2 separate regions of the Homo sapiens genome follow, and region 2 is linked to region 1. Evidence: chromatin loops called from intact Hi-C (ENCODE). Cell type or tissue: adrenal gland. All regions are shown on one strand. Each heading gives the region's core, and the rest is flanking DNA. Links, peaks and the distances in the headings are about the cores only.

Region 1 (12,928 bases), core at 2,617-10,616:
GTCACTCCCAGATGGCACTGTCTAGTTGCAGGTAAACAAGCTCAGGGCTCCCACTGATTCTACATTATGTTGAGTTGTAGAATTATTTCATTATATATTACAATGTAATAATAATAGAAATACCGTGCACAATAAATGTTAATGAGTTTGAATCATCCTGAAACCACCGCCCCCGACTCCAACAGTCCATGGAAAATTTGTCTTCCATGAAACTGGTTCCTTGTACCAAATGGGTTGAGGACTGCTGATCTAGAACAAATTATTTAACCTTTAATAGATCTCCTGGAGTCAATATGAAGTTAGGTGAAATAATGCATATAAAGTGCTTAGCAGGGAATCAATGTGTGGCAATCATTTACTGTTAGGCAAACAATTACTGTTATTTTGGGGTACTTTTTCTTTGGTGCTCTCAAAATTGGAAGGAGTAGTTTAATATAAGGCTACTGGGCATAGGAGCAGAGAATTGGGGTCATGAATTTCTGGACCCTTTGAAAGGACATCAAAGAGTACTGGAAGGAGAGAGATTCACAATCAACCTCTGGCAACCTCACTGTCTAACTTGGGGCAACCTCTGCTACTCAATTAAGAGAAAATGAGAGCCAGGTAATCTTGGCATTAGAAGGAGATTTTGAGATTGACAGGTCCTATTTCCACCCAGTGGTCCCAGTCTAGCCATGAGATGTCCCTGCTTTCCTCATGTCCCTGCTCTCAGTTCCCCTGCAGAGAGCTCCTTCCCCAGCCAGCAATCTGCTGGAATCTGACAGCCAGGGGGCTTGCAGACCAAACACTATTAAGTGGTTAAGTATTTAAAAACAGGTCGTGAGAAACATATTCATTTCCTGTTTCTTGCTATCTCACTATGTGATGTTGAACGCACCATTCCACTGCTCTGAGCCTCAGTTGACTAATCTGTTTAATGGAACTGATATTATTGTCCTACTCTTGTGATATTGTTTATTATTGTGATATTGCTTGTTTCTGCTCAGCACAGAGTTAAGTGCTCCATTAATGCCAGGCCATGAGACTATCATGAGCATCATGAGAGGTAGTAGGTAAAATTGATAGATATAGAATGCAGTGCCCAAGTCCTCAACTCACGAACCTGTGCGGCTACTGCCAGGAGAAGGCCAAAGGGCTTTCTTTCTCCCTAGATAATTCAGATACATTTTAGACAATGGTTCTCCTGGGGTAATGGACCTGCCCTTGTTCTCCTAACCTACTCTTTTTGCTACCTCCCTAAATTCCACTTTCCCGTATTGAATTTAATACCTCAGTAATTATCCTTAAATTTGGATCTCCAGGTTTTTCTTTGCTTTGATCTTTTTAGCCCCTATGATAGAACAGATGGTCTCCAGCTTATACCTTCCCCAGATCTGAACATTTCATATGTCCAAGCAGCAGCTGGCCTGCCTCCTTACTCAGTGTACCAGTGACCTATTGGCCCTATATTCTGTCCTCAAGAATCTGTGACTGCTCCTGGGTATGCAGCCCGGAACCTTCTTTGCTGGGGCCTCTCAACCCCTGGAACATGTTAGGCATCACAAGAGCCTGGCACCCCTTTCCCTCTATCCCTAAAACATCACACATATACGCAAACACAAACTCATACACACACTATTGGAGCATGAGCCCTGGTCACACTTCCATTAGATCCAGTGGTAACAGTTGCCTCACCATTCCTTTCCACTACATTCCTCACCCCTTTCACTTACTTTTTGGAAGGTCTCTTGCTAACATCTTCAGTCCTTTTGGTCAAGGCCCTGTCTCTGACCCCAAATGTCACCCACAAAGCCTAATGTTGTGGTTAACAATATTTTCAGTTACTACTAAAATATTTGATGGCACACATATGTTAAAAATGAAAACAAGTTTTCTGGAAGATTATCTGTTAATATTTATCAAAGAGATTATATGTATAATAATCATACCTAACATGAATGTTTGCCATGAACCAAACACTGTTGTTAACTCATCTTATTTTCCTATCTTCAACTCTATAAAACAGATACTTTCGTTATTACCACTTTATCCCACTTTTAGAATTCTCTTGTGAATCATCTCAGATTTATTCAAATTGGGTACAAAAATTTATCACAGCATTGTTCAAATTGAATTATGTCCATATAATAGAATATTATGCAACCATTAAATATCAGAATATTCAGGAATGTTTAATATTTGAAAATGATAATTAAATATTAAATGAAAAACAAGATATGCATATTTTTATATAAAAAATGAGCCTGATATTATCCATGGATGCATAAACCAAAAAAGAAAACAAAGAGACAGAGATACGACAAAACCCTGACAGTGAATATCTCTGAGGGAGAATTCTTTACTTTATTCCCCTGTCTCTGTCATTCAGTTTTCCACAATAAACATGCTTTAATGTTATAATCAGAAAAAGTAAATGTATTAAAAATATATTTTGCTATAGCATCATGTAGTTAAGTTCTGCTTAATTTCTGCTAGAGCCCAAGTGTCCTGCTCATCCTCAAGAGCATCACAATCTCTCCGATGCAGTCCATGGATACGAATTAATATTATTTCCAAAGAAGAGGACCCAGAAATGTAAGAGAGTTTAAATTTCCTCCAATTTACAGAAAATATGCAAATAAAGCAACCTATGGTCACTTGGTGCCAAGAAATGAATCCTCATTAAGGACCCACCAAACTCCCTGCACTGTCCTTAGAAATGGAAGTTTAGCTACCATGTGTTAGGTTTTCTCTTCTCCACCAGGATGTTTTCTTCTTCCAGGATTTTTTATCTCAGTGATATCCTTGGTTTCTTTCCTCCCCACCAGCCCCTGTCTCTCCCAAATCTAATTGTCCCTGGTTCTGTTTAAAGCCTGCCTGGAGGTGCCTCCAAACAGACTCCCCTTCTTCTGACCCGTGAGCCAGAATAGACCTGCATGGTTGTGCCTTTGGTAAAACACAGCCACCTGAAGCACCACCACTTTCTTTCTTTTCTTTTCTTTTCTTTTTTTTTTAGACGGAGTTTCACTCTTATTGCCCAGACTGGAGTGCAATGGCGCAGTCTCGGCTCACTGCAACCTCCGTCTCCCGGGTTCAAGCGATTCTCCTGCCTCAGCCTCCTGAGTAGCTGGGATTACAGGCACATGCCACCACACCCGGCTAATTTTTTGTATTTTTAGTAGAGACGGGTTTTCACCATGTTGGCCAGGCTGGTCTCAAACTCCTGACCTCAGGTGATCTGCCTGCCTCAGACTCCCAAAGTGCTGGGATTACAGGCATGAGCCACCGTGCCCAGCCAAGCACCACCACTTTCTTTTAACTACCAAAGAACTTTGGCAAACAGTTGATTCCAGGAAAAAAGCTGCCACTTTCTCTAGGGGAAAAAAATGGAACTAAATGCAAAAGCTTTCATCTAATTGCAGTAAAAAACAGACACTTCTCTTCCACTTTAGCCATTATTTCTAGGCACATTGAAAGGAGCATGGATTTGTAGCCTCCCATAACCTGGACTTAAAGCCAGGCTCTAGAATGGGCTAGGAGAGCATGTGCGAGGCTGTGAAGGTTGTTCACCTACAAAATAGGACTAATAACTTTAAGGACTGTTGAAAGAATAAAAATTGTTCATAAATGATAACATGAGTATACATAAACCTAGCACCCAGATCTTTGTTTCTAATGCCATTCTCCAATAAAAGGAACAAAAGCTCCTTGGAAAAATGGCTGAATCTAGGACTGGGGACACAAATATACAAGATGAGCCTCTTGTAGTGCCAGAACATAAAAAAGTGCTTAAAAAAATTAATGAGGATGGGTCAAATGGGTACAAGAGAAACTGAAGGAGCTCCCAATGGCCAAAGTTGGAACCATTTGAGCAACAAAATAATATCAGTATTGTTTTATAACCCAAAGTATAAAATAAATATTTGTGAATCCACACTGATACAAATAAGTTATAGAATAAATAAACAAATGGGCGAGAAGAGATAAATCTCTCATGCAGAAGAATTCAAACAATTTATGTAGATACTACACGCTTGCTAACTGTGGGCTATTCATAGTGATTTCCTTCTAAAGAGTATAGTATAGAAAAGAAGGAAAAGAGAAGCTTTACAGTGGAGAGATTTGACTGACACTATGTCAGCCAGCCAGGTGATCAAGGTCAACATCCACAGTGGCAAGTCATGCTGAGAGTGTGTTATCCTTAATATAATGTGATAGGAATGGCATTTTGCCTCTGTGCACTTCTTCCCAAAAGCCCAGAATTCTAGTCTAATAGTGAGAAAAATGTTCGACAAATCCCAATAAAGGGACGTGGTACAAAATACCAGTCTAGTAGTCCTTAAAATTGACAAGGTCATCAAAAACAAAAGAAGTTTGAGAAACTGTCACAGCCAAGATGAGCCTAAGGAGAAATGACAACTAAATGCAACTTAGTATCCTGGGTGAGATCCTGGACAGGATAAAAAGCATCAGATAAAAACTAAGGAATTTTGAATAAATTATCAACTCTAGTTAATAGCAACATAGCAGTATTGGGTTTTTGTTTTGGTTTGGTTTTTTTGTTGTTGTTTTTGTTTTTGTTTTTTGTTTTTTGTTTTGAGAGAGGGTCTCGCTCTGTCACCCAGGCAACAATAGCTCACTGCATCCTCAACCTCCCGGGCTCAAGCAGTCCTCCCATCTCAGCCTCCCAAGTAACTGGAACGACAGATGCACGCCACCACGCTCAGCTAATTAAAAAAAAAATTTTGTGTGTGTGCTGACAGGGTCTTGCTACGTTTCCAAGCTGGTCTTGAACTCCTGAGCTCAAGCAATCCTCCCACCGCAGGCTCCCAAAGTGCTGGGATTACAGGTATGAACCACTTCACCCAGCCAGTACTGGTTACTTAATTGTGATAAATAAACCATATTAATGTAAGATATTAACAATGAGGGAAATCGGGTGCGGGGTATATGAGAACTCTCTATGCTATCATCACAATCTTTCAATAAACCTAAAACTATTCAAAAATGGAGAGTTTATTTTTTAAAAATTACGCATACAAATATGCTTTGCCAGCAGGGTGCGGTGGCTCATGCCTGTAATCCCAGCACTTTGGGAGGCTGAGGCAGGAGGATCACTTGAGCCCAGGAGTCTGAGAAAAGCCTGGGCAACAAAGCAAGACCTTCTATCTAAAACAAAACAAAACAAAAAAATTAAAAATTAGCCAGGCGTGGTGGCACACACCTGTAATTCCGGCTACTCAGGAGACTGAGCTGGGAGGATTGCTTGAGCCCAGGAGGTCGAGGCTGCAGTGAGCTGTGATTGTGTAATTGCACCACTGCACTCAAGCCTGGGCAATAGATTGAGACTCTGTCTCAAAAAAATATGTTTGCTTAGTAAGCCACATAATATATGCCTAAATTGTTGTTTTCCTATGTCTTAACATGATTTATAGGTTATTTCTTGTCAGGAAAAGTATTTTATTTCTTAATTATTTATCATTAGAACCATGTATGACATGCTAATTATAAATTATATACTAGCAAAATCTCAATGCATTTTTATTGAATTTTTTATTTTATCATTGACAAATCAGAAGGGGAAACTATCAGGGTGACAGTGAACAGAAGGGAAGGATAAAGGACTGGAATAGAGGCCTAATACCACCACAGTCTTTATCTTTATTTTTTCCTCATACAATTAAACTCAGCCTCTTAGCATATCCTATTCTTGAGTAAAGCAGGGAGGCAGTGTCATAGCGGTGAAACCCACAGGCTCTGAATTCTCACAGACCAGAGCTTGCATCCTGTGTACCAGTTGTGTGGTCAGGGGAAATTATTTATCTCTACAAGCTTCAGGCTCATCATATGGGACCAAAGGATAATAATATCTCCCATGAGGATGGTTGCTAATATTAAATGAGATGACATATATACAATGCTTAGCACAGTGTATATATAAATTCCCAATAATTGGTAGCTATTATTATTATTAAAGGGGTGTAAAATTTGGCCAGACATGGTTGTAAAAGCAAAGTAGAAAATAAGTATCTGGCCAGGTGTGGTAGCTCATGCCTGTAATCCCAGCACTTTGGGAAGCCAAGGCGGGTGGGTCAACTGAGGTCAGGAGTTCGAAACCAGCCTGGCCAACATGGCAAAACCCCGTCTCTACTAAAAATACAAAAATTAGCCGGGCATGGTGGCGTGGGCCTGTGATCCCACCTATTCAAGAGGCTGAGGCAGGAGAATTGTTTGAACCTGGGAGGTGGAGGTTGCCAGTGAGCCGAGATTGCGTTACTGCACTCCAGCCTGGGTGACAAAGCAAGACCTTGTCTCAAAAAAAAAAAAAGAAATATCCATGAGTTCAAAGAGAGATACAAATAAACAATTGAATAAATAAATGGGGAGAATAGATAAATCTTCCGTACAGAATTCCAGATAACTTATGCACACAGGGCTCCTCAGAAAGGGCTACATAACTATTCACTCCTTAACATTGGCTGCTGGTAGTGACTTCCTTCCACAGTGTACAGTATGAGGGGTGAGGAGGAAGTAACTTTACAGTGGAGAAACCTACCAAATATTGCTCAGTCAGGTGATGAAGGTTAATTTCAAAATTGATATGTCATGCTGACAACATGGTGTGATAAGCATGGCACTTTACCTCTTACAGTCTTCCTCCCAAAAACCTACAACTCCTGTCTATCCATGAGAAAAACATCAGACAAACCCCAATTGAAGGGCATTTTATAAAACACGTAATACCCCTCAAAGCTGTCAAGGTCGGCACAAACAAGGAGAATCTGAGGAAATGTCATGGTCTAGGTGAGCCTAAGGAGACATAACGCATCAATCTAATGTGGTATCTTGAATGGAATCCTGGTACATGAAAAGGACATTAGGCCTGTGAAATAAAATAATAATAATAATAAAAAGGACGTTAGGTAAAACTAAAGAAAACTGAGTTATGGACTTTAGACTTTAGTTAATACTAACACATCAGTCTTGGTTTACTTGTTGTAATAAATGCACCATACTAATGTAAGATGTTAACAAAACAGGAAGCCGCCCAAGCAGGCAGATGGCTTGGGCCAGGAGTTCAAGACCAGCCTCAGCAACATGGCAAAACCCCGCCTCTACAAAACATACAAAATAATAATAATAGCCAGGCAACACATGCCTGTAGTCCCAGCTACTCGGGAGGCTAAAGTGGGAGGATTGCCTGAGCTCCAGAGGCAGAGGTTGCAGTGAGCCGAGATCATGCCACTGCACTCCAATCTGGGGGACACAATAAGACCCTGTCTAAAAAAATAGGGGAAACTGACTTTGTTTGGGGTATATGGGAACTCTCTATCCTATCTTCATAATTTTTCTGTAACTCTAAAACTATTGTAATATAAAAAGTTCAGGTTTTAAAAAAGCAGTGGGAATAGAATGTTTGTTACAGTAATTGAGAACTACCTATTTTAAACTTACAGCAGTCTTGCCTTTGTTTATTAATTTGTTAAAATAATTGAATACTCCATGATAGCAATGTGCGAATTTGGATCTAGATGGATGGTATGAACCAGTTTAGGTTTAAAAAACGAACAGAACATCCTCGGTTTAGTGGGACGCCTCTGCCCCCTAGTGTCTTAACATTCAATCTGCGTTTAGTGGCAAAGGACAGCCTGCAAGCTTCAGTCACTTGATGTTTCAAGGTCTGGACAAGAGTGGAGACATTCTCAGAGCCTCTGATCTACTAGAATCGTACTCCAGTTTGTTCATATACCCAGAAACTATGCACCGCTGAGTGGTCCCTGAAGACGTTAGTACATGCACGTGATGGAACCAGCTGATGGGAATGTAAAGGGCAGGAGGGCAGTTTGACATGTGAATAGGAAGCCTTACAAATGTGTATAGGCCAGGTGCAGTGTGACTCACGCCTGTAATTCTAGCACTTTGGGAGGCTGAACTGGGCAGATCACTTGAGCTCAGGAGTTCGAGACCAACCTGCGCAATATGGTGAAACACCTTCTTTACAAAAAAAAAAAAAATTACAAAAATTAGCTGGGCATGGTGTGCACACCTGTGGTCCCAGTTACTCGGGGTGGGGGGCAGGGGTTGGGGGGAGGGGAGTAAGGGCTGAGGTGGGAGGATGGTTTGAGTCTGGGAGGTGGAGCTTGCAGTGAGCCGAGATCACCGACATGGTTTAAATGTTCATGATATAATGTTTAGCAAAACTCTAAACAGTGTGACCAAAACTTTAAGAAATACCACAGATTAATATATAAAACTTTAAGGAATACCACAGATGAACTTTAACGAATACCACAGCCATATATATATATATACATATATATATATACACATATATATATATATACATATATATATATATATATAATTTGTATCTACTATGCTAGCAGCATCTGAGACACACATCTGTGGTCCCACCAGGACTTTTATCTCAGCCTTATCTCAGCCCTTCACCATCTGGTGACAAATGACTCTCTGGAGCACCTTCCCAAGGCTCCTGGGCCACAGGCAATTGGGAGTGTGGCCTTGCCCATTTCTTCTCACTGCCGCTGCAACAGGCTGGCATGAGGGGCTCCTCTGTGAACCTCCTTCCCTGCCTTCTCAGGTTTCCCCAGGAATCACAGTATAGTTTTTCTCCACTCGAGGTTCCCATCCCCACCACTCTAGGACTTCTAGCATTCCACAAGGTGTGAGATCATCTCTGAGATTTACAGCAGCACCCAAATCCAGTCACACTTACCAAATCTCTCCTAGCTCAGCTGTGGAATTTTATCAAATCCCAGCTCTTATATCATTCATTCTTCCAAAATCGATTATTTATAAAATAAAATTTAGCCTTTGTACACAAAAGTCAGACTTTAAAATTCAAAATCCTTTTTCTCTGGGTAAGGTCTCTTCCAGAAACTTCAAAAATCGATTTAGAAAAGTTAAGTGCTAATAATTGTTTTATTTCTTTCTCTTTGCATTCCTGCTATAACCTTACCCTGAATGCACATAGAAAGGCCTTGTGGGTGGTTGAATGATGAGGGGAGGGAGGAGAGTAAACAGGAACTAATCTACATACAGACATGTATATATGTGCATATATGCATACATGTTTATATAAAGAATAGAGAAATTCATTCTAAAAAAGTTTTAATGATTATCTATGCATCATTTCTTCTTTTTAACTAATTTTCCATATTTTCCAAATTTCAGAAACAAGTTTTATATAATCAGAAAAAGAAAATTACATATAAAAAAGAAACAGATAAGATGTCTGCCTCCGGCATCACCACCCGTAGTGAAGGAAGGAAAGTAGGGAACACAAGCTTTCTGTTGGCCACATCTCAAGCTCTCCTCTTTGCAGTTCCTGGTACTTGATCTTTGACCCTACTGATCACTCTCTTCTTGAAACACTTTTTCCTTAAATTTTGGAACACCAAGCTGTCTTAAGCTCTTTTTGTAGTTCTCTGTCCGTCAAAAACCTAGATCTCAGCCAGGCACAGTGGCTCACTCCTGTAATCCCAGCACTTTGGGAGGTCAAGGTGGACAGATCACTTGAGGTCAGGAGTTCAAGGCCAGCCTGGCCAACATGGTGAAACCCTGTCTGTAATAAAAACACAAAAATCAGGTGGGTGTGGCATGCACCTGTAATCCTAGCTACTTGCGAGGCTGAGTCAGGAGAATCACTTGAACCTGGGGCAGGGAGGTTGCAGTGAGCCAAGATTACACCACTGCATTCCAGCCTGGGTGACAGAGTGAGACTCCATCAAAAAACAAACAAAACAAAAAACCTAGATCTCAAGCCTGAGTCTGATTCTGTAATGGGACAAAACGTGTGTGTTGAAAAGGAGTGTGTGTGGGGAGAGGGGTGGTTGGTGAGTATGAAGCAAGAGGGTAATTTGCATGCAGGAGTAATGTGATTAATTTGTAGCCAGTGGGCAGACTATGGTAAAATAAAGATGACCACACATCCCCTTGAATCTGGAAGCCTCTGTGACTACTCTGACCAGTAGAATATGGCACCAGTGACATTTAAGGCTCAGATCTTAAGACACTGGCAGCTTCCACTTCCTGTCACTTGGAATACTTTCTCTAGGAGTCCACTTTGTCAAAAGTGAACTAGTCTGAGAATGGTCTGCTGTGAGGAAGCCCAAGCTAGCCATGTGGATATACCATTTGAAGAGAGATATAATAAAATGGTTGTTGTTCTAAGCCACTAAGTTTTGGGTTGTTAGTCATGCAGCAATAGATAATTGGAAGTTTCCTTCCTGTAAAAGGGGTTAGTACTATCCTTGTGGCTATATAAGAGGAGCTATAGTGAGAACTGCAGCCATATTAAACTTTAACTATCATCATAGAAGTTTCTAGAATTACTATGGAGGAGGAGGCTTTTCTGTATAGGAAAATACTTTGAAAAGCCCATTAGGAGTAGAAGGTGAGACCCTAGGGGATGAGTTGACAAAGAGAAATAAAAGATATAATCAAACCACTTTGAATTTGAATTGCACAGGAATTTGGAGGTAGGAAAGAGCAGAGAATACAGAAGCAAGTAGAAATAAGGGAAGAGCAATGGAGGAGAAGTGAGAAACGTGGCCAGGGAACAGAGATCAAGTTTCAAAAATAACTGAAAGACTTTTTAAAAACACGGGCATCTAACAAATTTGATGCTGATTGTATATCCATCAGGAAAATCTCTATTAGATTAGCAGTCCCTGGTGCAGTTTTTCTAATTAATTACTACAATACCTGAAAAATCTCTATTTCTCCAAAATTTCCACAAAGTTTGCTACCAGTATAGATAACTTTTGTGACATTTTTGTTTTGTTTTTAAATTTAGGTGGAAGTTTTTTTAAGTATCTGAGTTCCACTCATAGGTTGACTTGGTAGAGAAGAAGGATAACAGATGCCATTTCCTAAACTGAATTAATTTAGACATAGTGATTTTCAACCAGAAGTGATTTTGTCCCCCAAGGAATACCTGGTAATTTCCTAAGGCACTTTTGATTGTCTTGACTGGGACGGGGACTGGGATGGGGCAGGGAAGAAGGACAGCAACTGGCACCAAGTGGGCAGAAGCCAGGGATGCTGTCAAGAATCCTGCAGTGCACAGGCTAGCCATCCGCAAGGAAGAATTTTCCAGCCTAAAATGTCAATAGTGCCAAGATTGAGGAATCCTGATTTAGAGGAAGCCAAAGATCTGAATCAAAGGTGTCCATGAGAGCCTAAGCCCCCTGCAGAATGTACAGGAATCTTGAAGAAGACATTAGACTTTCCACGATCCATGGAATGTGGCTTGAATCAATCTTTTTTTTTTTTTTTTTTTTTTTTTTTTTTTTTGAGACGGAGTCTCGCTCTGTCGCCCAGGCCGGACTGCGGACTGCAGTGGTGCAATCTCGGCTCACTGCAAGCTCCGCTTCCCGGGTTCACGCCATTCTCCTGCCTCAGCCTCCCGAGTAGCTGGGACTACAGGCGCCCGCCACCGCGCCCGGCTAATTTTTTGTATTTTTAGTAGAGACGGGGTTTCACCCTGTTAGCCAGGATGGTCTCGATCTCCTGACCTCATGATCCACCCGCCTCGGCCTCCCAGAGTGCTGGGATTACAGGCGTGAGCCACCGCGCCCGGCCTTGAATCAATCTTATGTAAATTATTGGGAAGAGGGTGATTCTAATTAACCTCTGGGTTACGGCATCAAATAAGAAAAACTAATCAGTTAAAGTTCTTAATTGCAAGTAACAGAAACTAACTCTGGGGAAATTGAGCAGAAAAGGAATGTATTAGGTAATACTGGGCAGCTCATAGAATCTCTGGAAGGGTTGAAGAACCCGACCTGGAGGCTAAGCAGAAAAAAACAACTCATAAAAGCATTCTACAGAATCGTCCATGAAGATATCGGTGCCTCCACCACTGGCACAGACACTGCTGGAATAAAGGAAGCCTGAATGTTCTAGCAATCAAGATAGAATGGATGCTTCCAAATAAGCAAAAAGAAGCAGGACCTCAAAGTTTCATTTTGAAAACATATAAATATCTTTCAGCCTTAACATGAGAGAGTGAAAACTCAGCCACGTAAGCTCAGAACCTCAGGGTCATTGTTGACTCCATAATAGTAATCCAAGTCAAAATACACTTGGATAAATACATTGCCCTCCTAAGAGGCCTCCTGGTTTTAGTCTTCCACCTATAACCAACACCACATCCACTGGTAGAGTAACTTCCTATTTGGATTATGGTGCTTTCCTTCAAAGAAGTTATGCATAAATTAGCTTTCAAAACAAATCCAAACATAATTTGACATCATTCAAAGCACTCTGTGATCTGTTCTGGACCTATATTCCAGTCGTCACTCCCACTACTTATCCAGGCAAATGATTTGCTTATTGAGCCCTAAGTATACTTGGCAAATGGTTTTCTTTCTTCTGCACCTTTACTCTTACCATTCTTTCTTCTGAGATGCCTTTTCACCTTCTCTTTATCTAAATCTCACATTCATCCTTTAAAATCCAGCTCAAAACTCACAGAACACCTAACAATACCACGAACCTACTTTGTGATCTTGAGAAAATGAATACATTGCTCTGAACTTATATAAGTACAAAATGGAACATTGTATTTTGTATTTGTATTACACAATGTATACAATTAACATTGCATTTGTACTACATTTTGCTGAAAACTTTTTATTAGGAAACCATACTGTCTACACTGTGCTATAGTGGAACTGGAAGCTCTAAACCTGTAGTCCTGAGGCACCAGGAGGGTGAGTGCAAGAGCACAGTCATTCTGGAGACTTCTTTGCTGATGAAGTAGGACTCATTTTCAAGTCCACCCTTTATCAAATAGATCTCTATGTTGCAATCTAACATACAGAAGACTGTATCTCATGATAACCTTTTCTTCCAGTGCTTTCAAACAGTGAGGCTTTATTAACACTTCCATGAAACAGTTCTGAAAATTAAAAACACTTCA
Region 2 (12,928 bases), core at 1,550-9,549, 770 kb before region 1:
CAGAGTTTAAGAATCAGGAAAAAAAAAAGTCAGCTAACACTCAGAAAAATTTGTCATCAATTCTGAAATGGGGCCTTGTGACATCGTCAGGATTGATAAAGACAGAGATTGACTTTCCCGGGTTCTCAGTCACTAGCTGCTGCAGTTTTTTTGCCAAACGGTCATCAGGCTGGTTGGGGTCCCCTCCGTCAGACTGTGGAGAGGGGATGCTGGTGGTGCTACCTCGCCTCTGGAGCTCCAGTGTCAGCCGGTTGGCTGCCTTGACATGCTCAATGGCGGTGCGCAAGTGCTCTGCCGGGTCTGAGCGCACAGAGGACAGCTTCCGGGCGTGAAGCATGACTGTCTCCTCAGACAGATGTTCCAGCATGTTGCACTGAGGGATGAAATAATTGGGGCACATCTTGTTGACCAGACAGTGTTGCAGGTCATCGATGAGGCCCAGCAAAAAGTGGGCTGCATAGTCTTCTTGAGCCAAGTAGTTGGCAGGAAGTCTGTCGCAGGCCCAGAGCATCATGCTCCGCAGGTGATAGGGGCTAATAGCCTTGGGCCGGGACAGCAGTTTAATGATGATGGCTTTGCAGGCCTGATAGGCCTGCATGAGGCTGCTGGAGATGCACTTCTTCAACTGCACCTCGCTCCTGGCAAAGGACAGCCGCCATTCATTGTCCTTCTTACCCTTGTAGGAGCAAGCAGGCACCAAGTAAAACCCACTGATGACCTCTTCCTCAGTAATCTTCCCATCCCAAAAGTGGTTCTCCATGAGCCAGCTCTGGGCCACTGCAGGCCAACCTTTGAAAGATACCACAGGGACAATATCATACAACATGCGACTACTCCCTACACCCAGAATGATGGAGATGATGGTCCCATTTTTTTCCACCTTTTCTACCTTTGGCATCCCTCGCTGGGGTTTCTTCTGTATTTCTGATAGGACAATGCTGATAGAGTCATAGAACCAGTCAGCCACTTTGGTAGGTGAGAAGAAGTAGTTGGTGGCACCATTGATGTGATCTACAATGGTGCAGCAGTCTTTCCATTTACTGATTGTCCCCTCATCAAAGAGCCGAAGGCTCAGCCAAGAGTGGCACAAGGCTGAGTGGCGCATGTCGAGTGTCACAGGCTGATTACGGTCATGCAGCTTGAGGGCTGGCACCAAGAGGGTAAAGTCCATATCATAGTCAGTACCCCGGGCATAGACATTAAGCTCATCTAAGTCCAGGTCCACCACGCCTTCCCGGACACCTCCAGAGAGCAACAGGTATTCATTAGCCACTGGAAGCTTTTGGTCCAGCTTTTGCACCATTCCTGGAAATAAAGAAGAAAAAAACAACACTATTACAGGAAACACAGACATAAGAGTCTTATGCATGAAACAGAATGCTCTGATGTTCCAAGAACCAAAACTCATTATCAGTACTAAATCAAATCTCAGGCTGCTGCAGAGACCTGGCCAACAGTACTTTCTCACTAGTGCTAGAATCCACCCTTTTCCAAATGCAAGAATTATGATAGATTTTTCTCTCTCAGTGTGAAAAGCAGTATCGTTTTCAATAATAAAACAGGGCCCCTCTTCCCCCAGTCATCATCTCAGTTAATGGAATTGCCATCCACTCAGTTATGCAGACTGAAAACCTCAGTACATTTCAACTCTTTGCTGCCCTTCTACTGCCAAATCTTTTCCATGGAACCTCTGCCAGGGTTTCTCACTTCCTTCCCTGTTCTCCATCTCTCCTGCCATCATATGAAGTTCGGCCTTTTTTATCTATTGCCTAAGCGGTTTTCTTTCCCCAGGCTCTTTGCGCTTACACTCTTCTTTGTACCAGCGGTTCTCAGTGTGGGCTGGAGACACTTTCAGGGGTAATGAGTTCATAACTCTCTTTATAATAATACTAACACACTGTTTGACTTTTTTTTTAAGAGACAGGGTCTTGCTATGTTGCCCAGGCTGGTCTAAAATTCCTGGCCTCAAGCAATTCTCCTACCTCGGCTTCCCCCAAGTGCTGGGATTACAGGCATGAGCTACCACGCCCAGTCTTGTCTGACTTTTTTACTGTGTTGCCATTGTACTAATGGCACAGAAACAAGGGAGGATAATATTGCCAGTGCCTTAGCAGCAAAGACACTGATGCCAAACTGTACTAGCAGTCAGTAGGTTCTTTACCACTGACATGCATTAGCAATTTTTTTTTAAAAAACCCAGTTTTACTTAAGAAAATCCTTGATGGAGAAGAAAAATAAGTTATTTTATTGAATCTCAACCTCTGAGCCATTAGAAAGACTATCTTCCTAATAGTCTGTGTGATGAAATGGAAATAACCATAAAACCCGTCTTCCTCATACTGAAATAGGAAATCTGTCTTCAGGAAAAGCACTCACGTAACTGAGTTGTGAGCTGAACTAGCCTCTTTGTTCATGGAACGCCATTTTTACTTTAAAGAACAACAGAAAACTATGGCTATTTAGATTTGGGTATTTGGTAGACATTTTCTTCAGAAATGAACAAAATGAGCCTGGCTTCAAGGAAACTACTGACAATATTTATTGCCAATGATAAAGCTGAAATTTCTAAGGGAAAATTAAATTTAGAAAACTCCGCACCATGAGCGTGACATCTTCTCGAATTGTATACGTTTCTGATTAAATTGGCGATGATATTAACAAATGTGATTTTTTAAGAGATTGTGGGTCCTTTTGAGAACCATGTCTCATGTATTAAGCAGGTATAGAAGACTCCGTGCATGCAGTAGGAACATAATTCAAGCTATGACTAAATGATAAGGGAAAAAATGCATGAAATTAATAGGTAGATAGCATTAATAGATGGAATTAACATAAATTCTTAAAGGCTAGACTTAAATGACTGTTCCATAAACAACATATACATTTTCCCTCCTTCATTATATACTTGCTTACGCTTGATTCTCTGACAAACTACCAGCGTCATCCTGTGATTTATTTAACAGTGTTTCCCCAAAGATCAAGACCTACCACAAAGTATTATAATATTCCATTATTCATTATAATTCATAGTTTGCTCTTCATAGGACAATCCCAAATCAAATAAACCATATGCCTGTGTTTTCTTACTATTATTGTTATACTCTGAACGTTCGTGACTCCCACTCACATGTTGAAATCCCAACTTTCAATGTGATAGTATTAGGAGCTGGGGCCTGTGGTAGGTGATCAGGCGTGAGAGTGGAACCCTCATGAGTGGGATTGGTACCCTTATAAAAGAAACCTCAGAGCGCTTCTTTACCCCTTCTGCCATGTGAGGACACAGTGAGAAGACAGCCATCTATGAACCAGGAAGCTGTCCCTCACCAGACAATGAATCTGCAGGCACCTTGATCTTGGCTTTCTTGACATCCAGAATGGTGAGAAATAAATCCCTGCTGTTTATAAGCTACTCAGTTTAGGTACTTTGACATAACAGCCTGAATGAACTAAGACAATTATACTTTAAAATTTAACGCTCATTTATTAAAATATGCTCTTTAAAATCCTATTTTCCAAACCACATTAACCATGAAAAAGTCTTTTATTTAGTACAATTCTTTACACACAGAAATATGGCAAGTTATCATTTTCTTTTTAAAACCGTAAGTTAGCCAACATTATAGTGTCAACAATTCATCAGAAAGAACATCCAACAAACCTGACTTCTTGGCTGTTTCTCACACTATCTGCACTGTGATACGGCATCCAGGTCCCTCTTCAATAAAGGACTTCCAGCTGCTTAAATGCTAGCCCTTAAGGATTGTCTCAGCTGCAAAGGGCTGTCTTAGCCAGGTCAGGTCCTGTGGCTGGGATGGGGGTTGCAGGTGCACATCCAATAACTGATCGGTGTGGGAGTGTCCCAGCTCAGGATACTCTGAAGGGCCACTCAAACTCTGAGTTCCCAGTGGGGTTGGCTGTGGCGAATGATGCGCCTGCAGGGAAGCTCAGCTTCTCCTACTTGAACCTGCTTCCTTCCCCACTTCGACAGGTGTAGATCCCAAGGGTGCTGCTTCATAAACATCCTAACTCCATTTCAGAGGCTGCGTCCTGAGAAACCCAACATACTACACTAAATACTATCCAAGCAAAACAGAAGATACTACCTACTACCCAAACAAAAACCGTCTTCAGCATGGAAAATATGTTTTTCCTTTTTAAAGTGTTTTCTTTTTTAAAGCCAAACTTAATCCGGATTGAAAGTTCTTATAAATGCCAAGACAAAGATCCATTTCTCAAATGTCATTATGTTTTAATATTAACCTCATCTTTGCCATGTAAAGAAATACTACCATCCCACGTTTTGGTTATTGCTTTAAAGGATAAAATTGATTTCTCAGATTCCAGATTAGGTTGTGAAAATCATTTTCATTATTTTATGAACTCACATGTTGGAACAGTCAGTTTCAGTGAGATATATTTGATAATGAAATCGTTTACTCTTCATTATTTCAAACATCCTTTCATTCTACCATTCAGAATACCATAAATATACGTGAGAAGTACTGTGAAATGCTGTGTTGTGGTTAGTAAATAAGATCTGAATCTATTAAAGTGATATTGTTATTTGAGTACACACTGTTGTCTCCTCTTAGGCGTAACTAACTCAAAATCCTATATATGCTTTTGTCCTGGACAGAAGCAAACTGGCTTTGAGCCCACCAACTAAGACTCGTCTATATAATCAGGGTAACTTGTGCATTAACAACCTGGAGATAATTTGTCTACAAAAGTGCCACTGAATTTTGCCTTGGATTGTTACAATCTTGTTTGGAGAGTCTTGGGTAAGCCATAGCTAAAACTCCCTTCTGCCCTCTGCTGGATTTAAGAAGTTTTAACCTGTTTTCACTTGTCAATATACACACTAGAAAATTCCTGCCAATGATAAAAGGTTCTCTTTCCTCTCAATGATGCTTATGCATCTCGTTAAAATGTTGACCCTTTATTCAAAGGAGTCAACATCAAGTATTTGGCTAAATTCTAATATTCAGGAGATAGGGTAATTTTGAACACTTCTTATTCCTTTTAAAGTGAAGAAAGCCCTTTAGTAGCAGAAAGAGTATTGCAGACACACATTTACTAAGCCCCTATAAGAAACAAAGTCCCTAAGGCCACACTGTTCCAGAAGCTAATCCCTTCCTACATCCACATTTCCATTTAGCCTCCCTGAGCCCATTAGTCTGCAATTTTACAAACGATATGGTAACAGAACTCGAGCCTTCCCCAGCGTTATACAAGCCCAAATGTCTTCCTTGAAAACTTTCCTGGGCTAAGTTTAAGTGAAAATGAGCTGACATCAGCTATCATGGCAGATGGGTTGCCATGCAACCAAAACACAGGGCTGGAAGGGAAAAAGACAGAGGAGGGAAAATTTTCAACTGTACGCTTTGGCTGTAGGGATCAGTTCCAACAAGTGCCATCTCTGCAATGATCCGAGGTTTTCTGTGTAATTACTGGAGGATAAGATCTAGTGACTCTGGCTGTTTAGCTGTTAGATTATCCAAAGCTATGAGTGGGAACAGAAGGAAGATGCACATACACCACTGAGCTTGTTAGCAGCAAAACAAAAAAGGAAGGATAGAGGATAGCTATTCCCTTGGGTGGGTCTCTTCTTTTCATGGAGGCACTGGCATATGCTTGTTCTTAAGTAAAACTGCCACTCAACCTCTTTTCCTGTAATTCACTGTTTCTTGGTTTTGATATATTTCAGAGTTTTTACTTAAGAATATCTTAATAGTACCCTTTTATATAGATACTCAGGTCCTAAGTTTAAGGAATGTGTTTCACGTCATGCTTTCAGTTATTTACTGATTATCTTTAGAATATCAAGTGAAAAATGGAACTCTGTCCCTGACTTATGTTCTAGTGAATAAAACTATATCATATTCCACTAAATTGAAACTGCAAACCTTCATCATGCAAACATATAATGCCAGATTGCTAATACTAGAGCACAAAAACTAAGTATGATTTCTTGTTGTCTTTACAACCCCACCCCAGTAAGTCTGTGAAAACTCAGAGAGTTCAAGAAATACTAAGTAGGTAAGTCAAAATAGTACCTGTATAGACTTCTTTAAAACAGATACACACACACACACACACACACACACACACACACACTTACATATGTTGAAGGGAGAAAGGTTTATAAAAGAAGTAAAATTTTTATGTCTTATAATTAAAGTTACAAAATTAGATAAATTTTATCTTTTTATATACCTTTGACTATATGCCTGAATATCTCAGTAATAGTCATTGTTTCATATAAAAGAGTTTCCTTTTTTAGCTCCAACTCATGTAGCACATACCAGTAACAAACAGTGCCTTATTCCAGCAGTGGGTTTTAATGGCAGGAAGGGTACACGGTGTGATGATGTTGACAAAGTCCTTCTTTCATTCTGATGCATCCCCTAGGGTAAGTCTCCTTGGTTGACAATAAACAATATAAAACCTTCCTATAAAAATATTATGGTTTATGTTTCCAGGGTGGAAGTATTTTTGTCAAGCTTACCTGACATTCTGAGGAACGTCTGAGATGTGGGCATAGCCACCTTTTTCTAAGAAAGTCACTAATCCATGAAATTCTTAATGACCCCAGTTGGAAAAGATTTTAGGCCTTTCCTCGTTCATGCCCAGAAATCATCTATCTGAAGAAAAAACTGGTTCCAAGAGGAGAAATCACTCATGTGGGGTCATACGGCCTTAGTGACAGATTACCAGCATTGTTGCATTCCAACATTTGCGCAAAGACCAGAATAACACATATGTCCTGATCTCCCCATGACAATGCACAATGGCTTAAGAGGGAAGTAGCAGAGGTCTCAGGGCAATGTGCCAGTTTTTCATTTTTATTGGTCAAATCTTTAGTGGGACCTGGGACAACTGGCAGAACATGTCTGACCATCCACATTTATCATAAAGAAGAATGGGCCTGGTCTGCCTTGATAGAGCCATTAGTATTCCCAAATAGACTGTAAGACCCTGGAAATACAGAAGACAAAAACGGAGCTTTCCAGTTTTTCAATAATATTCTGAGTTATTAGTACTCACAATTAGGATAATATGTTTTATATGTCAAAGAGTCTGCTTTATTTTGCATAATTTGAGACAACTGCATATAATTTTATTTTTTTAGAAGACTGATTAATTCACGTATGGTAATGGTAATGCCCTATTGACCAGAATATATATATAGTAACAGGGCTGATTTAAAAGATGTCACTCCAAAGGAGTCTTTCTTAGTATTTCCCCATTTTGACACTGATATGTACGCAAGAACACTGGACTCAACATAGGCTTGGGCTTGGATCCTGGGCTTGTCATTTACTATTCAAGTGAGGCTAACAAATTACTTAACCTCTCTGAGTTTCCAATTCCTTATCTATTAAAAAACAAACAAATTGATGAAAAGTAAGTAAACGCATATAAAAACCCACCCTTACAGGATTGCTATGAAGTGTCTAAGCGCATCGTAGATATTTAGCTCATGTTCCCCATATGTTCTTCCCTTTTCCTACCACACATAAACTGGAAGAGCAAATAAACACAGATTCCACGGAGTTATTTTAAAGATTTAATTAAACAAGATAATCTATTTAAAGCCTCTAGCACATGCAAGGCACACAAAACATGTTAGATGAAGGGAAATGAATGAAGTATTCTCTCCCCTGGCTGTACCAAGACTGCTGCTAGTCAAGGCTGCTTCCTCTGAGTGAATGCCATCGTGTGGCACGACACACAGGGTGGCAGGCAGAGGGCAGGCTGGATTCTAGCTCTTTCTTGTCCTCTCACCCAGGTACCCCATGGAATGAACAACCTGTACATCCTAGTGGAGGGTCTTGACCTGAACTAAATTAGCACTTTCGACATCTACTGTCATTGTGGGCTGTGTTCATGGTGTATCTTTCTTCCTAAACAAGACAACAATACACAATCGTCCCTTGGTCCCAGGAGCTCCTACATATGCTGAAATGTGTCCATACTCAAGTCCCATAGCTGACCTTGTGGAATCCACTTACACAACAAGTTGGTCCTCTGTATAAGTGGGTTTCATATCCTGCAAATAGTATATTTTCAATCTGTATTTGATTGAAAAATAGCCACCTATAAGTGGACCTGTGCAGCTCAAACCTGTGTTGTTCAAGGGTCAACCGTGAAGCATCTGGCACAGTAACTCACGAAAAGGCGTCACAAATGAAAGATCCTATCTTAGGTGACATCTATAACCTCCTTGTGGTCAACATTCTTTTGCTGCATTGCTAGTACAGACTTTAGATTAGAAGGCACCCGCTTTTTATGTATACCATTTCTTTCAATCAACCTGAATACCTCATTAACCGTAACCTAGGATTATGGAATTTGCCCTACAATATAATATGAAAGCCTGTCAGCATATGTTTACTAATCATCTAAAAGATGGGAAGAGAAAAATGCCTCTCTAATCTTCCATTATTTTCCTTCTTAAAAATTAAAACTGAAGGTCTTAAAAATTGGTGGGCTTTGTCAAAGTCTACTAAGCTATTTTAAACAGAATGAACATGAGTTAGACCTGGATTCGAGTCCAATTCATTTATGACCAACATCAACCACTGTGGGCCTTGGTTTCCTTAAACAAAATTGTAGAATAACAACTGGTACAAGTTTGTTGGGTGGCCACAGGAATAAAATGAGAAAATGCACAACAAATTTCTTAGTGTGTAGTTTTGTGCTTAGTTGGTAATCAGTGAACAGGGTTTGTTGGCACATGCATACACATATCGATATATTATCAATATATTTTTTCCCATCAAATAAATCCCGACCTTTCTTTTCAGTACTTAGGATAGTTTAAGAACTCATGGTTTTTGCCATTCAGAACTTACTGGCAAGACCCAATAGAGAGTCTTATTAGCCCTACCTAGCAGCTTCCCAAAGTCACAATAGGGTACAAAAGTTACAGACTGACAATTTACAAGGACAGTGTTCACTTCTGAAGGCTCATTCTTGAAAGGCCAAAAAAAAAAAAAAAAAGTGAAGAGCAAGAGTAATGGTGTTAAACAGCTACATAAGGATACAGAAATATATCAGGGATGACCACATTAATGCTCTCCTGATCTTCCCAAGAACCCATAAGCTTGTGATGGAGATGCTCTGAATGAAGTCAACTGTACCCCATCACTGACCCTTTGCCCAGGACCCAGCTGGGTCCGGTTTCCATTCCTTTCTCACGTTGAGATGTATATGTCAACTACTTAATTACTCCGAAACTGGAAAGCTGTGTTTAATTGGGGAGGAGAAGGGGGGAAGTCTACATTTTGGAAGAAAAATAATGAAGTAGGCCAAGTCTAAGAAATTGCAACAAGGATAAAGACAGGATTCAAAACTCAGATTTTACTTATTCACACAGTAAGTATGAGCGTCTCCTATGAGCCAGTGCTGTGCTAGACACTGAAGAGACAAAGGTGAAGAGAAACATACACCACCCCCACTGCATAATGCTGATGATTTAGTGAGAAAGCCAAATGTTAATTCTATCAATCAGGACAGGTGAAGTTATGCTGAGTAACAAAGCTAATATCTCAGTGACTCAAAACAACCAAGTTTTATTTTTCATTCACACTAGATGACCATCAAGGGTGAGTGGGGCGGGAGGGATTGGGGGCGCTTTTCTTTCCTTAACTTAGGACCCAGATGGGTAGAGCAAGCCATGTCTAGAAGGAACTTCACAGTCACTCTGCTGGAGGAAAAGAAGGCTCTGGGCATTCTCTTTTTGGCAGTTAAATGCTCTGGCATGCAAATGACATACATCATTTTCATACACAAATCATTGGTCAAAACTAGTCACATGGTCCCACCCTCACCCATGAAAGAAAGCACGATTCTACCACATGCTGGGAGAACTGGGAATCTGTGATATGCTGCATGAACAGCTCCCACACTAATCAGATAATCACACACGAATCAACATATGATTAGAAATTGAGATAATAGCACTGAATGAAATGAATAAGGTCCTAGCCAAAATGCACAAGAGGAAGAAGAGGAGTGAAAATTATTTAGCCTGAAAAATGGAAAATTCAAAAAGGCTATGAGAGCCATCTTCAAATATCTGATAAGCTGTGCTAGTACAGAAGAAATGGAATTTGCCTACATGGTTTCACTAAGCAGAACATATAGAGAGAAGTTTTCAGTGTAATGTTGTAAAGTCATCCATCCGGCAGAATTTTCTAGCAATGCTGCCTGTGGAGGCAGTACCTTTCCTATCCCAAGAGAGGATCAATCAGAATCTTCAGCAGGGATGGAGTCTCAGTATAGATGTCTTCCGAGGTGGCTGCCCATCCCAAGAACCTACTACTTAAGACAGACAACTATAACGTAGACTTCTATAGCCACCTATGACCATCCAGTGTGGGCCCAGTCACAGTGGCTGTAAGAAGACCATAATCTGAGCATTACGCCCAAAGGCTGGATGCTGCCCTTCCTTCTCATCTGGCCTACTCTATGTCATTTGTAAACTGCAGCCCTGCTGCTGTCACATCCTCCAGCCGACTTCACCAGTTTTACAAAGAGATAACTAGCACCAGCAATGACACACATAACAGCAAAAGAAGAGCTGAGTTTATAGTACACATTTGAAGTACATACATCTCATGACAAGGACTCTCTGAGAAGGGCACAAACATTCATGCCACTACCATGCACTACGGCACAGGCCAAATGCTTACCTGTGTCATCTCGTTCAATCTTCTTGGCCCTTTCAAGTGGGCAATAGTGTCCCCCTTCCCTTTTTTTTTGACATGGAGTCTCGCTCTGTCCCCAGGCTGGAGTGCAGTGGCACAATCTTGGCTCACTGCAACCTCCATCTCCCTGGCTCAAGCAATTCTCCTGTCTCAGCCTCCCGAGTAGCTGGAACTACAGGCACGCATCACCACATCTGGCTAATTTTTGTATTTTTAGTAGAGATGGGGTTTCACCGTATTGGCCAGGATGGTCTGGATCTTTTGACCTCGTGATCCGCCTTGCCTAGGCCTCCCAAAGTGCTGGGATTACAGGCGTGAGCCACCATGCCCAGCCTAGTGTCCCCATTTTACAGATAAGGAAATTAAGAAAAATAGCAGCCAAATAAATTGTTTATGGCCATGATAGCTGACCTGGGATCCAAATTCAAGTTGATCCTATGCTGCTTTCCTGCATTAAATGGGCTTTCCTAGGAGAGAATAAACAATGTAATACCTTGGGCCTTTGGAACTGCCACATAAACTGTATAGGAAACAGTAAGTAGAAATTTATTTCTCCATCCAAAAATGGAACAAATTCTATTTTGGAGTAAACAGATTTCTAGAGCAGATTAAAAACTGACTTTAGTCATCTCTGGGGAATAAAGTATATGAGCAAATGGGTCAAGGATCATAGGAAAGAGACGATTATAGATGACATTATAAAAAGATACTTAGTGCTGAGACACACAGCTATGTGGGTGCACACGTGTGCGTGTGCATCTGTGTTGCACACTTAGCTCTTGGACAACTTTCAGAGAACATTCCACAAGTGTTTTAATCACAACAGCATCCCTGAAATTCTTTCAGGCTCCCAGAACAAACTCTGAAAATATTCCCACATATTCAGATGCGTAGTCTAATTTGTTATTTTAACCCAACATCAGAGCCTTAATTTGAAGGTCATATCCCCTAAGTTTATACTACTAGGTTGAGGAGACAGGTGGAGGTAGCCAGGAACATGACTGCCAAAAACATACTAACCACAAGGCCAGAAACTTTTATTGAACTCTAATGGAAGAAAGTCTTTTCCCTTTACAGACACAGCAGTACCTATTACAGTCACATTTTGTCTCTGTACAAAACCCTTATCGGGTACACTGGGACATGAAGAAAGAATTCTGTGTCTTCTCTAAAAACAAAAACTGGTATCCATCAAACTGTGATAAGAGATAATGCTCCTTGTAACAAGCACCCTAAAAAAAGGTGTCACTATCCATGTAAAAGAGACCTTGAATCGGTGATCTACATTACACATTTGAATTTGCTAAACTAGCTTTAAAATGATCCCAATTTATATAAAGAAGCCTCCTCTAAAGGACTTACAAACTATCGAATTTGCTAAACTAGCTTTAAAATGATCCCAATTTATATAAAGAAGCCTCCTCTAAAGGACTTACAAACTATCACTGGCTAGTCAAAGAAGACCCTGTCTTACTTTAGACGAGTTTACTAACTTGTTTTACTGTTTACTTTAGAAATTTTCAAACATATACAATAGTAGATATAATAGTAAAATAAATTCCCATGTATCCATCACCTAACTTCAACAATTATGTTTGCCATTCTTATTTCATTTATCCCATTTTTTTGGCATAATATGTTAAGGTAAATCCCAGACAACCTATCATTTTACCCATAAACATCACTTTCTCAATTAGACACAGACATTTGTCTAAAGACTTTTTAAGTATAACCACCATTCTCATATCTAAACAAAATTAATAGTTCCTATTATTACAGACCTCACTTGAATTTACATTTTTCCTAATATATGAGTATGCTTGTGTGTGTGTGTGTGTGCGCACGCACATGTGCGTATGACTTTGTTGATATCCTGCCCTGTGTCCCCAGCCCATCCCTGGGTTCACTTGCAGCTGTGACAGGCAGTCCCCGAGATGTTCCCAGCCCCTCTCCTCAAGTGCCAGTGACTCTGCCCCTCTGCCTAAGGGCATTCTCTCTCCAGCCACTGCCAGGAAGTGCAGGGGAGTTAATGCAAGAGAACTGACACCATTGGGGCGACTGTCAACCACTGGGGCAGAATCAGTAGATAAATGCCCTAGCTTCCCCAGACTCTGTGGGCGATTCTACATTGGGTTCTATACAACCTCTCAGATGAACCCATTCAATAGCTTATTAATAGACAGAATCTTTATTGGCTTTTCTCTCATCTGTCT

The links. Hi-C counts contacts between places; a loop is a spot of excess contacts. Peaks named below come from ENCODE experiments on the same cell type or tissue, not always from the same donor. Only the 100,000 strongest peaks of a DNase experiment are listed, where the experiment ranks them.
Region 2: it touches region 1 in a loop (4-fold over the local background); 93 of 110 quality-filtered maps call a loop at or near these places.

What each region holds. Positions count from the first base shown.
Region 1 is chr3:193,564,985-193,577,912 of GRCh38, forward strand. It overlaps a transcript of ATP13A4 not described here. Among named protein-coding and RNA genes, the nearest start is that of ATP13A4, 17 kb to the left of the region's middle. In adrenal gland, for the core only: a CTCF peak has its summit at 7,587 (motif pointing left); a DNase peak (open chromatin) is centred at 7,727.
Region 2 is chr3:192,798,346-192,811,273 of GRCh38, forward strand. It overlaps MB21D2 (Mab-21 domain containing 2), which reads right to left. Exons shown (of 2, transcript NM_178496.4): 2 at 1-1,305. The coding sequence ends at 41. Among named protein-coding and RNA genes, the nearest start is that of FGF12, 77 kb to the left of the region's middle. In adrenal gland, for the core only: a CTCF peak has its summit at 4,813 (motif pointing left); no DNase peak of the experiment used is centred there.